Regions from separate parts of the Mus musculus genome. Here region 1 is linked to region 2. The links are chromatin loops, found by intact Hi-C in ENCODE. Cell type or tissue: left cerebral cortex. All regions are shown on one strand. Each heading gives the region's core, and the rest is flanking DNA. Links, peaks and the distances in the headings are about the cores only. Region 1 overlaps A530072M11Rik (RIKEN cDNA gene A530072M11). Region 2 overlaps Otud6b (OTU domain containing 6B).

What was found. A loop is a pair of places that touch in the nucleus more often than their neighbours do. Peaks named below come from ENCODE experiments on the same cell type or tissue, not always from the same donor. Only the 100,000 strongest peaks of a DNase experiment are listed, where the experiment ranks them.
Region 1: it touches region 2 in a loop (5-fold over the local background); 3 of 42 quality-filtered maps call a loop at or near these places.

Annotation. Positions count from the first base shown.
Region 1 is chr4:16,164,856-16,170,240 of GRCm38, forward strand. The region is part of intron 1 of A530072M11Rik (RIKEN cDNA gene A530072M11); the gene reads left to right. Among named protein-coding and RNA genes, the nearest start is that of A530072M11Rik, 3.4 kb to the left of the region's middle. In left cerebral cortex, for the core only: a CTCF peak has its summit at 2,829 (motif pointing right); DNase peaks (open chromatin) are centred at 3,811 and 4,182; H3K4me3 peaks cover 632 bases; H3K27ac peaks cover 904 bases.
Region 2 is chr4:14,816,904-14,822,288 of GRCm38, forward strand. Otud6b (OTU domain containing 6B) reads right to left here. Exons shown (of 7, transcript NM_152812.4): 4 at 1,273-1,585. Among named protein-coding and RNA genes, the nearest start is that of Otud6b, 6.8 kb to the right of the region's middle. In left cerebral cortex, for the core only: CTCF peaks have their summits at 2,995 (motif pointing right) and 3,196; DNase peaks (open chromatin) are centred at 1,913 and 3,192.

The sequences.
Region 1 (5,385 bases), core at 302-5,301, 1.3 Mb after region 2:
CTTCCAGAGGATCTGAGGTTTGTTATCAGTACTCGAATCTAGTAGCTCACAGCTGCCTGCTCTCCAGCTCCAGGGAATCTGACCAACACTTCTGGCTTCTGCAGGCAACACACATACACATAAACAAAATACAAAAATATAAAAATATGTACTTACAATATAATGTGTATATATCTCAACTAAGAATATATATACGTATACATGCTGTATGTATGTATGTATATATACACACATATAGGGATTTTGTAAGTATATACATTTAATTTTCATAATCAATTAATGATAGAAATCTTAAGACATTAACATTGAAGTAAATGTACTGGAGAAAAACTTAGACAAAATAGACAAATTAGCCTCAAAAATAAACATCACATCTATACTTTGAATTCATTTATTCAAAGTCCTACAAAATTATACCTGAATGTTATTAAGAATAAAGTTTATTTATGCCTTATTACATTAGTCTAGGAAATAGCAGCTTTAAGACATTCATATCTCATTTAGAAATAAGATACACACTTTTGCAAAAGAAGGCACTTTTTCAAAACCAGCACAGTTCCAAGTCAAGTGCAGTGGTATTGGTACCCGCTTATGTTACCATCCAGGGTCATGGACTGAGTTCAGTTTTTCCCAACAATTAAAGAATTAAAAGACAGAAAAAAAAAATCACAGCAACAGCAAGCAATCAAGTTCTGTTAATAGTAAAGTATGTGTGCAACACATGCACACATACACACACACACACACACACACATGCATGAATGCACACAGACACTCACAAGTGGATATACCGATCATAAGTGGGAAGGAGATAGAAACTGAAATCTGCTTTCCCCTGGAAGATTGGTAGTTGAGTGTTTTGGTGATATTGGGTGGGGTTTCTTCTCCCCTCTTTTTGCATTGATCAGTTTAAAAAGAGAGGTGTAGGTCCATAGTATCTCCCTGTGCAAGCTTTGACATATCCATGCTTTGCCTAGAACATGCCCAGGTAAGTCAGCCAGAAAGGTCACACTTTTGGGAAAGGCCAGAAGCTTGCTATCTTGTTGATTATCTACACACTGATTATTCCCTGTCTGCCTACTACCACTCCTCCAGACTAGCTCCCAGACTGCTGTAATCTCCAGGATTCCCTCCTCCTGGATACCCCTTGTTCTCTATATGATAGCAAGTCTCCCCACTTCTTCATGCGCACACTATTCTTGAAATTCTCTCTTGATGCTCTTCTGCTAATCTTGCTTTCCTCTGGGCCATGTCCAGTTAGCTTCCATTTCCCTTAGCTCTGGACTCTTCCAGATGCCCCAGAATGCCCCCCATACCCTTCTCTCTCATCCACAATAAAAACTTTGCTCCCAGATTTTTCTTGGTTTCTTTACTGTGCCCCCACTTACAAAGAACACAAGTATTCGTCACCCCCTTCTTCTTATAGAGAACATCTGACCACTTGTTTTAAGCCCTTGCTCCCTTGCTTTCTTTGCCATAATCAATTGTGCCTTCCAGCTCTGAGCCTAAAATATACTCTTCTTTCTGTAGGTTGCTTTTGCAGGATACTCTATCACAGCAACGGAAAAAATTTCTAAGGCCAAGCTAATTAAGATAAAGTCTAGGCCTTAATCAAAGATGACTGTTGATATAGGAAAAAATGAATCAGATGTGTCGGTATGTGCCCTAAATCCCATTACTTTGGAGATTGAGGCAGTAGGCTCCTGGGTTGGGGGTCAGCCTGTGGGCCTATGGTATCTAGTAGGACGCTCCAATAATAAAGAATAGATATTTAATACCAAGATAGCCATGCATAGAGGGACAACAGAGTGAAGATACAGGAACAAAGGCAACTGCAGTAAATCAAAAAATGACTGAAGTTACCACAGGCTAGGAGAGAGGAATTTAACCGATTATCCCTCATGGCTCTCAGAAGGAAAATTTCTGTAAACACTGAATCTGTTTTCCTTGTCTAATTTTGCTGATTCAAAATTGCTTTTCTGTCACTGTGACCCATTCCTTGAGAAAGTCTACCTGAAGGAAGAAGAGTTTATTTTGCCTTGTGGTTTCAGAGCTATGGTTCATGGTTGGTAGTACCACTGCTTTTGGGGTCCAACGAGCCAGGACGTTATGGCAGGGATCCTGTGTAGTGCAAACCTGTTCACTAGGAAGTATAGAGAAAAATGGAAGGAGAGGGACACTCTTTATCTTTCACAGACAGCATACTGGCAATGTCTGCAGTGGCCTGCTTTCTTTAAGTAGGGCCATGATTTCTATGAACCCCTTCATTATAAGCTGATCAATAGATTATCAATAAGTGAAGCAAGCCTCATGATCTAGCCACCTCTCTGTAGTGCTACCAGCTGGGAAGTAAGCCTTTAATGCATGGGCTTTTGGAAGGCCGCTTCATACACAAACCGCAAATTGTTAGTAGAATTGTAAAATATGTATTTTTTTCAAATTGTTTTAGATTATTCAGAATCATATCTTGGAATTCCATGTGACATTTTGTTTGTATCAATAGCTTTTAATAAATTGCTGAGTGGTACTGCACAGTGTGGGCATACTATAGTTATTTAATCATATATCCATCGAAGAACATTTTAGGTCATCATCATCATTATCATCATTATTATTAATTACTTTTGCTTTTTGAGACAGGGTCTCTCTACATAGCTCTGGCTCTTCTGGAACTCACTATGTAGTTCCCGGCTGGCCTTGAACTCACAGAAATCCAACTACCTTGCCTCCTAAGTGCTGGAATTGAATGTGTTTGCCATCACAGTTGGCCAAAATTCCTAATTTAATTTATTTTTCTGTGTATTTCTGTACACCATGCTTGGTACCCACAGAAGCCAGAAGAGGGAGTACCTTCTGGAGTTACGGATAGCTGTGAGTTGCCGTCGGACGCAGGGAATGTTCCTCTGTAAGAACAGCCAGTGCTCTTTAACTGCTGAACAATCTCTCTAGCCCAACAGTGTCATAGGAAAAAGCTGACTATAAGGTTAGAACGATAGGTCAGAATACCAATGAATCACTCCTTTGTTGATCTCCATATACTCTCAAAGCAGGGAAATATAAGATAGAATTAGCTGAGGTAACCGTGTTTAATAATTTCTTCTTGATAAATGAAAAATCTTTCTAAATGCAACTATATTTTAGTCCTCAAATTATGTTTGGCTTATTATGGTAAAGAATACAGAGAAGATAATTTACTTCAAAATCCCCTTATTTTGATGAATAGAAAAGGGAGATAAACAGTACTGAATACCCACTATTTCATTAGTACATTTAGTTGCCTATAAATACTAGAAACATGTGATTTTTAAATGTGTCTTAAATAGGTATGGTGTATGGCATTCAGTTGATATTAAGAGGTGTGCAAATGAAAATTGGACCTGCCTGGTAATGCATAACTCCAGCCCAATACTCCAAGGCAACACATCTAATAGACATTTAATATACTGTTATCCCAAGTGCTGGAAGTAATAATAAGAATACAAATGTTGTCTCTGCATTCAAAATGCTTTGACTGTCCTAGGAAAGATCAGATGCCAGAACATGCTCACAAGGTCGTGTTTTGCTGAAAGTTCAGGCTTCTCCTTTCAACATCAGGAAAAAACCATGGACAGATTAAGAAAAGTGGCCTTCATAGTGATAGTGTGAATTTCCAGAAGTGACAGTTTGTGAGCTGCAGGGTTGGGATGTTGGAGCACATGTATTGGGCTCAGAGTCCATTTTCTTTCTGGGAACTGCTTTCATTCGATGATAATCTGTTTTCACTTTCACTTTGTACAGTGTCTAATGAGAGAAATAGAGTGACTAGGGGAATTCCCACATGCAAAAAGATGGTGCTGGACAAAGAATCATTAGTACAAAATTTTCCTGGGAATTTCCATTTTCCTGTGGGATTTTATTTGGCAGGTTTCTCGAAATGTGCAGGAACGTACATATAACTAGTTGGCTAGTCTAAATCTAGGAATTTCAGTGCCTGAATTTAACAGAATAGTTTGCTTTTCTATTTTTTTTTCCATAGCTCAAAAATCACGTTCCCTGTCATTCCAAAGTTATAAGCAAGACATGCTGAGTTATACTACCTTTTAAGGCACAGTGATTTTCTCTTTAGGAAGCCAGTCTGTGAAAGAGGATGTGAGCTTAGTACCCTTTTAAAGATCCTGTTTGGGGCAGAGACAGGACTGTGGACAATAGGCAAAGCTGTCCCTACTGAAGTAGCCTGTGGCGATTAGGTCTTAACAGAGAAGGCTAGCACAGCCTCGAGGAAGCAGGAAGTGTGATTAATCAGAGATCCAACACCAGTGGTCTAAGAGATTTCTCGGGAGAAGTTGAAGTGTAGCTGGAAAATACAAAGCACCATGAAGCATCTGTGACCCAATATTGTTCCAGAATTGTTAAAAGGAGCTGAAGTATGCAGCTTCCCAGGGAAGTATTGCATCACAACTCCAGAAGGCAGGCTTTATATCAAGGAGGGGTCATTTGCATGACATACATTATCTATTGAACCTCTGGAGGTAAGAGAAACCCCCCTCTGCCCCCCACATACTTGAACTGTTCTGAAGCTCAACTTACACAATGATTATTAAAGAAAGGGCTTTAAATTAAGCTCAACAAGGTAGCAATGATAGCTACTATTTTCTTACCAGCCCTGCCATTTAATCAAAACTTTCTTATCTGGTTTGAAAAACAGGAAAACAAGTCTCTGCTAACCAGGAGCTTTCTAAGTACTTAGCTTGAATGTATGCTCTCCTGAGGGAAGGTAAACACTTCCACAGGACACTAACCTCAGCTGAGACAACTTAGAGCATGTAGTGAAGCTGGACAGAAATAGATTCTTCATGGGAATCTTCATGGGAATGTCTGAATAGGCAAAAATATGAACATTACCAACCAAGAAGATGAGCAAATGCTCTCCATTCCTTGCTAACAATGAGTGATCACTGCCCTTTTTTCCAATTATGGCACTACCTCGGCTTTTGTCTTTCAGTGACTGGATAAGAAAGTTAAGCACTCAATCAAAACGATCCCTCCTCCTAGACAGTATCTAGTCTGAAGAGGATACCCATTTCCTTGGATGCTCCCTAGGCTCAACTCCTATAGGAAGTTCTTCCTAACAGGGTCTTATTGAGATTCCCTCTGTGTCCCTAGAAACTTGTTTTTCCTGCTTGCAATGAATCAGTAAATGTAGCTTTGCATCACTGTAGATGGGTTTCTTGCTGCCTTTGCCTAGAGAAGGGTGATGTAATTAGCCAACTATCAGCCCTTATTGTATCTCAGGCAGTGCTGCCTCTATGGCCTTTTCAAAGAACAGAACTTGTGAACGAGGAACTTCCACATAATAATGTATGTAAAACAATACTTTCTAGCAAGGGCTACTGTTATTCACAGCTT
Region 2 (5,385 bases), core at 224-5,223:
CTAATAAAATGTATTAAAAAAAAAAAAAAAAAAAAAACACGGGCTACACAGAGATGGTGCAATGGCTCCGTGGCATTTGCTGCTTTCAGAGAATCTGGAAAGGAGTTAAATTCCCAGCACCCACAGAAAAGCTCACTTCTGTTTGTAACCCTCTTCTGGTCCCAGAGGACTAAGACATGGTACATACACATAGATGCAGGCAAAACCATAGACATAAAATAAAAATAAAATGGGGTCAAACATCTTTTCTGACCAAGGAAGCGAAGAAAAGCTAAAACTAAAAGACAACATACATCACGTGTTAATCTCTTTCGCTATTAAGTCTTCATTGTTCAAAACAGTCCCTACAATACTTAGCACACCATGGCCTTCAATAAAAGTTAGCTGAATGAATGAACTAAATCCTTTGTCTGTTTCTTTGACGCATCATGAATTAAATATTCTACCACTAGCAGAGTGAGCTAGACACGCTTAAGAATTCTGATACATGAAGTCACACTTGAGATCTATCCAGATACCTAAGGCTCACTCACCACAACTGACCAACTCAACACCAGTGCTCATTCTGTCCACCCTGTGCTATGTTCTACCTTCTTCCATGGAGGGCAGACACCATTTAAGGGAGTCAGCCTACACCATCCCTTCTCCAAGCCACCTGGCTATGTGACCCTCTCCCAGTGGCCACTCCCTTACCTGTGATCTTCCCTCCATTTCATTTCTCTCAACAGCATAGAACATCATAAAAACTGTACCTTAATCATCAATTTAACAAACAGGGAATATTGTTCATTGATTTATGAAATCAAAATTTATATAACTATTAACCTTCCTAGCCATACTTTATCAAAAGTAACATTACACTTCACTGAGTATGAGTAAGTTAGATTTCATAATCATATTCTGCTCATGGTCTTGATAGCATACACATGCATACTTACAAAGCCTGATCAAACATCACCTCCCTTTAACTCTGTTAAATATAAATTAACACACATCTTTCAACAATGACTAACCCTACGTGTTTTAGTGAATAACCTCTTATTTTCTTTGTGACTTACATACATTTATTAATATATTTTAACTACAAAACTGTTAAGTACTTACAAGATAAACTAAAATACATCTACATCTATTCAAATTATAAAAAATAAACCTGCCAAAATGTTAATGATCTTTTGTCTTCATTAAGAAAGGTCTTCCTTGCTACACTCAGGAAGCATTTTAATTGAAAACCAGAAACACTAACAAAATGTGGTGAAGAAAGCTAACTACCTGGCGTGTACATATCTCCTGTGCTGGGGTTTGTTAGAAACGGCAGGAAGTCGTCTGAATGGGTTTGCATGTACTCAGCAGTCTGCCTCCTCAGGGAAGCCACAGTCAGCGCACAGTCTTGTTCTCTCAGCTGATCCTCAAGTGCTCCATACATACAGTGACCATCAGATGGAATCTGTTTAATTTCCAATTCTCTGGCTGCCAATATTTGAGCAAGTTTTTCACTCTCAAGATGTCTGGCTCCAGATAAGTTCTCAATTTCAGCCTCTGCTATCCTTTCTTCCCGCTCCTTTTCCAATGCAGCCTTCTTTTCCTAGGACAAGAATATAGGAAAGTCAATGATTTTAGGATTAATTCACATTCGATAAGAATGGAGACATTAGTCTGACTTTTTTGCCATCTTGATCATCTCACCATTTGTACAACTCTAACTACAACCCATAGAGGACAATGATCTCATTCATCTGACTGCTATGTTCCCAGCACCTCGCTCTGTACTAACACATAAAGAAGCCTTTCGTATAACCAGGTGTGGTGGCCTAGGTCTCTAAGTGTACCTGGGAAGCAGATACAGGATCTGCAGGCCTAAGGACAGCTTGGGTTGCAGTGTTCTAGTCCAGCCTGGCCTGCAATGTGAGAACTTGTTTCACAGAAGAAAAAGGAGCGGCTAGGAAGGGGCAAGGGATATCTTCTTAGAAAATCTGCTAATTTGTTTGCTTATTTGAAGCAGTGCCTTGCTATGGTAGCTGAGACTAGCCAATACTCTCCAACCTCCTACCTCAGACTTCCAAGTGCTGGGATTAATGGCATTTGCAACCACACCTGTCCTTGTAAGAACTAGTTAAAAACATGAACAACATGACTAGCTGATTACCAAGTTCTGTCTTATAAGATTCAGTGGTCCAGTCCCTACACTTACTTGTGCAATGCCTTTAAATCCAGGACTTGGGAGGCAGAGAGGTGAATCTTTGTGAGTACAAGATGAGCCCGGTCTACAAAGTGAATTCTTGGACAGCCAGGGATATCTACAGGATAAGATCCTATCTCAAAAAAAATAAGGTTGTATCACTCCACTACAGTGAATTTACTATGTTAAAACAACCAGAAAGATACTGATAGATACTATTTTTAATCTATTTTTTAAAGGTGGATACAACATCTATAAATACTTAATAGATTTTTAAAAACTTGCTGACAAGCAATTCAAATATTAGTTATTCTAGAATCTCTCTAAACACCATGATCCCCTCTGACTCTCTAGAGCTAAGTAAAAACCCTCCCAGATTTTCTTCCAATGGTAAGAAACACAGAAAATGCGACAGTCTTTGTAGCAAAATAACATTATTTTCTCCCCCCTCCATCCCCACCCCAGACAGGGTTTCTCTGTGTAGCCCTGGCTGTCCTGAAACTCACTCTGTAGACCAGGCTGACCTCAAACTCAGAAATCTGCCTGCCTCTGCCTCCCGAGTGCTGGGACTAAAGGCGTGCGCCACCATGCCTGGCATAACATTATTTTCTATATGGTATAATATGCTTTCTTACTTAAATAAGAAAATTCAAATACTTGAGATTCCTCCATGGCTGTATATCCAGGCATGGTTAGGGTTCAGTGAAATCAACAAGAGATGTATTAATGGTCCAACAAAACATAAAGCAGCTTTAGTCACAGAAAAGTGGCATGCTTTACTTCATCCACAACTGTGGATCTGGGTATAAAATCTTCAAACACAAGATGGCACTATAACTCTATCAAAGCCTAAAAACAGTTTGGGGGGGGGCGGGGGCAGGGAGAGTAAGCACCTTAGAAATCATCTAATCCGATACCCCTCATTTTCCTCTTCTGAGGAAAGAACACGCAGAAAGATTTCCAAAGGCCATACAGCTGGTTAGAGCAGAGAGGGGACTGGGGACAACACAAAGAGCTCCCTTTTGCAGGCACCTGAATCAGAATCAAGGGTGGAGCAGATGGCAGCTGGGGTTAACGTCATAGTTGTTTTACTCTCAGAATGGCACGTCACACTATCATCCAAGCCCTGTAAGAATACTAACTTCTATCATTATCTTATTTTATGTAATGTTCTGCTTCAGAATTAAAACGCAACTGAGTCTGCCTGCAGTAAATCGGTTGTAAAATCCACTGGATCCTTGTCTCTGGAGTTTCTTCCCTACATTAGACACTTCTCTAAAGGATAGTATCAGAGTCAGAACAGCAGTCGGGTCTACAAGAACAGGTGAAGGGCGGCAGCATGGAGCTTGTATACACACTGCTAGCAAGACTAGTCATGTTGACTTGAGCACTAGTCCAGGATTGTGCTAAATTCTCGCTCTCGTTGAGATAACCGTCTCATCTTCCTTGTTTACAAAGTAAAAAAACTATGTCCCATTCTACATCTCAAATTCTTTGTTTTGGAAATCAATTATTTTATTTCTACCTTAGTTTTGTTTTGTTTTCCCAAAACACAAAGAGCTTCCAAGTTCTCTTCTTCCCTCCAATTGTCTGGGTGGGTTTGGTTTGGTTTGGTTTTGGGGAAGGAGTGGCTTGCAGCAGATGGTTTTCTCCTCCACCATGTGGATGCCAGGGACTGAACTCAGGCTATGTAGCAAAGCAATGTTATCCACTGAGCCATGTTCTTAGGCACAAATTCCTGAGTTATGCTCGCATGGTTCTCCAGTTTAAAAATAAGACCCATAAGAGTCTTATGATAAGTCACCATAAATATGCCATCTTTTCCTCCAGAATTGTCTCACTACCAATAACAACTACCTGTGGTTAACTGGCTTTTTAATCTCTAGTGCTTTAGCAAAAAGAACAGTTCTAAATAATTTAATGCCCAATTTGCCTATCTTAGATCCAGGTTCCAATTCTGGTAAGTATTATGAACACTTAGTGTTCTCTACTCCAAAAGCCCACTAGATTAACAAAGTAATCTGGGAATTATTTTCTCTGCCAAGTGATAAGCAGTCAACTATAAATCATACTAATTTCTCAGGGTTTAGTTGGAAAATGTATTAAATTCAGATAGGAAAGAAGTAACACATTTTTTATAAAAGACAGGTCTAGGTACACAGTAGCTTAGTTTTTAGAATTAAATAGGCTACCATTAGATGCTGTAATTAATAAGTATCAATAAATTTTTAAAATTATACCCCTGGCACAGAAACACCTGCTGATGTATAGAAGCAAGGTGACAGCTGCGGGACCATGACAAAAGAATGGCTATCATAGGTAGCCCTTCAAGACAGCAAGCACACTAAATGGTTCTTTGAAATCACAATGGCAATATTAGTCAAGAGTAAAATTCATACAATATAATAAATATTTGATTATTTGCAACTTAGCTGTCATATAAAAGGAGACTGTCTTAGGCCTTTGTAAAGGGAATATGATACTTAGCATGGTAAATATAAGTATTTGTTGACACTTCAGTTCTCCAGGCCTTGTATTTATGGTTCTGGACAGATTATTACTTAATACCCATGATAGTCCTCATAGATATTATTTTTCCTCACCTATTATTAAAACTGAATGGTAAGTCATGAGAGTACATGAAATTCAAACCATGCCTGGGGCTGGGGAGCAGCCTAAGGCCCTGTCTGACCCACTCTGTCAGACACTGACCTTCCATGCACTACTATGTACCAAAAACTCTGAACTATGCACTTAGAGCTTAGAAACCATGAACAATTAGTAAAATAGCATTCAGAACCAAAATGCTGAATTTTAAACTTCCTTTTCTAAGGTGGAAAGACTTACCGCCTCCTGCCAATTTCAGTATGCTAAGATCATTAACACATTAATTCCAATTAATCTAATGCTCTATCTGATTCCACATTCATTTTTGCTACATTATTTCTCCAGGGTACAATATCTTGACAAAACATTTATCTTTCCTTCAAATTATAACACATCCTTATCAAGTTCCCTTCTCTGCATTTTTAATGTTAACTATTTATATATATATATATGTGTGTGTGTGTATATATCTATGTGTGTGTATATACATATGTGTGTAGATATATTATATTTTATATAACATTATATAAATACCAACATAATTTTCTGAGAGCTCTGGGTCTCTGTGTGTTTTCTTGTACTTCTAAGTTCAAGTCTTC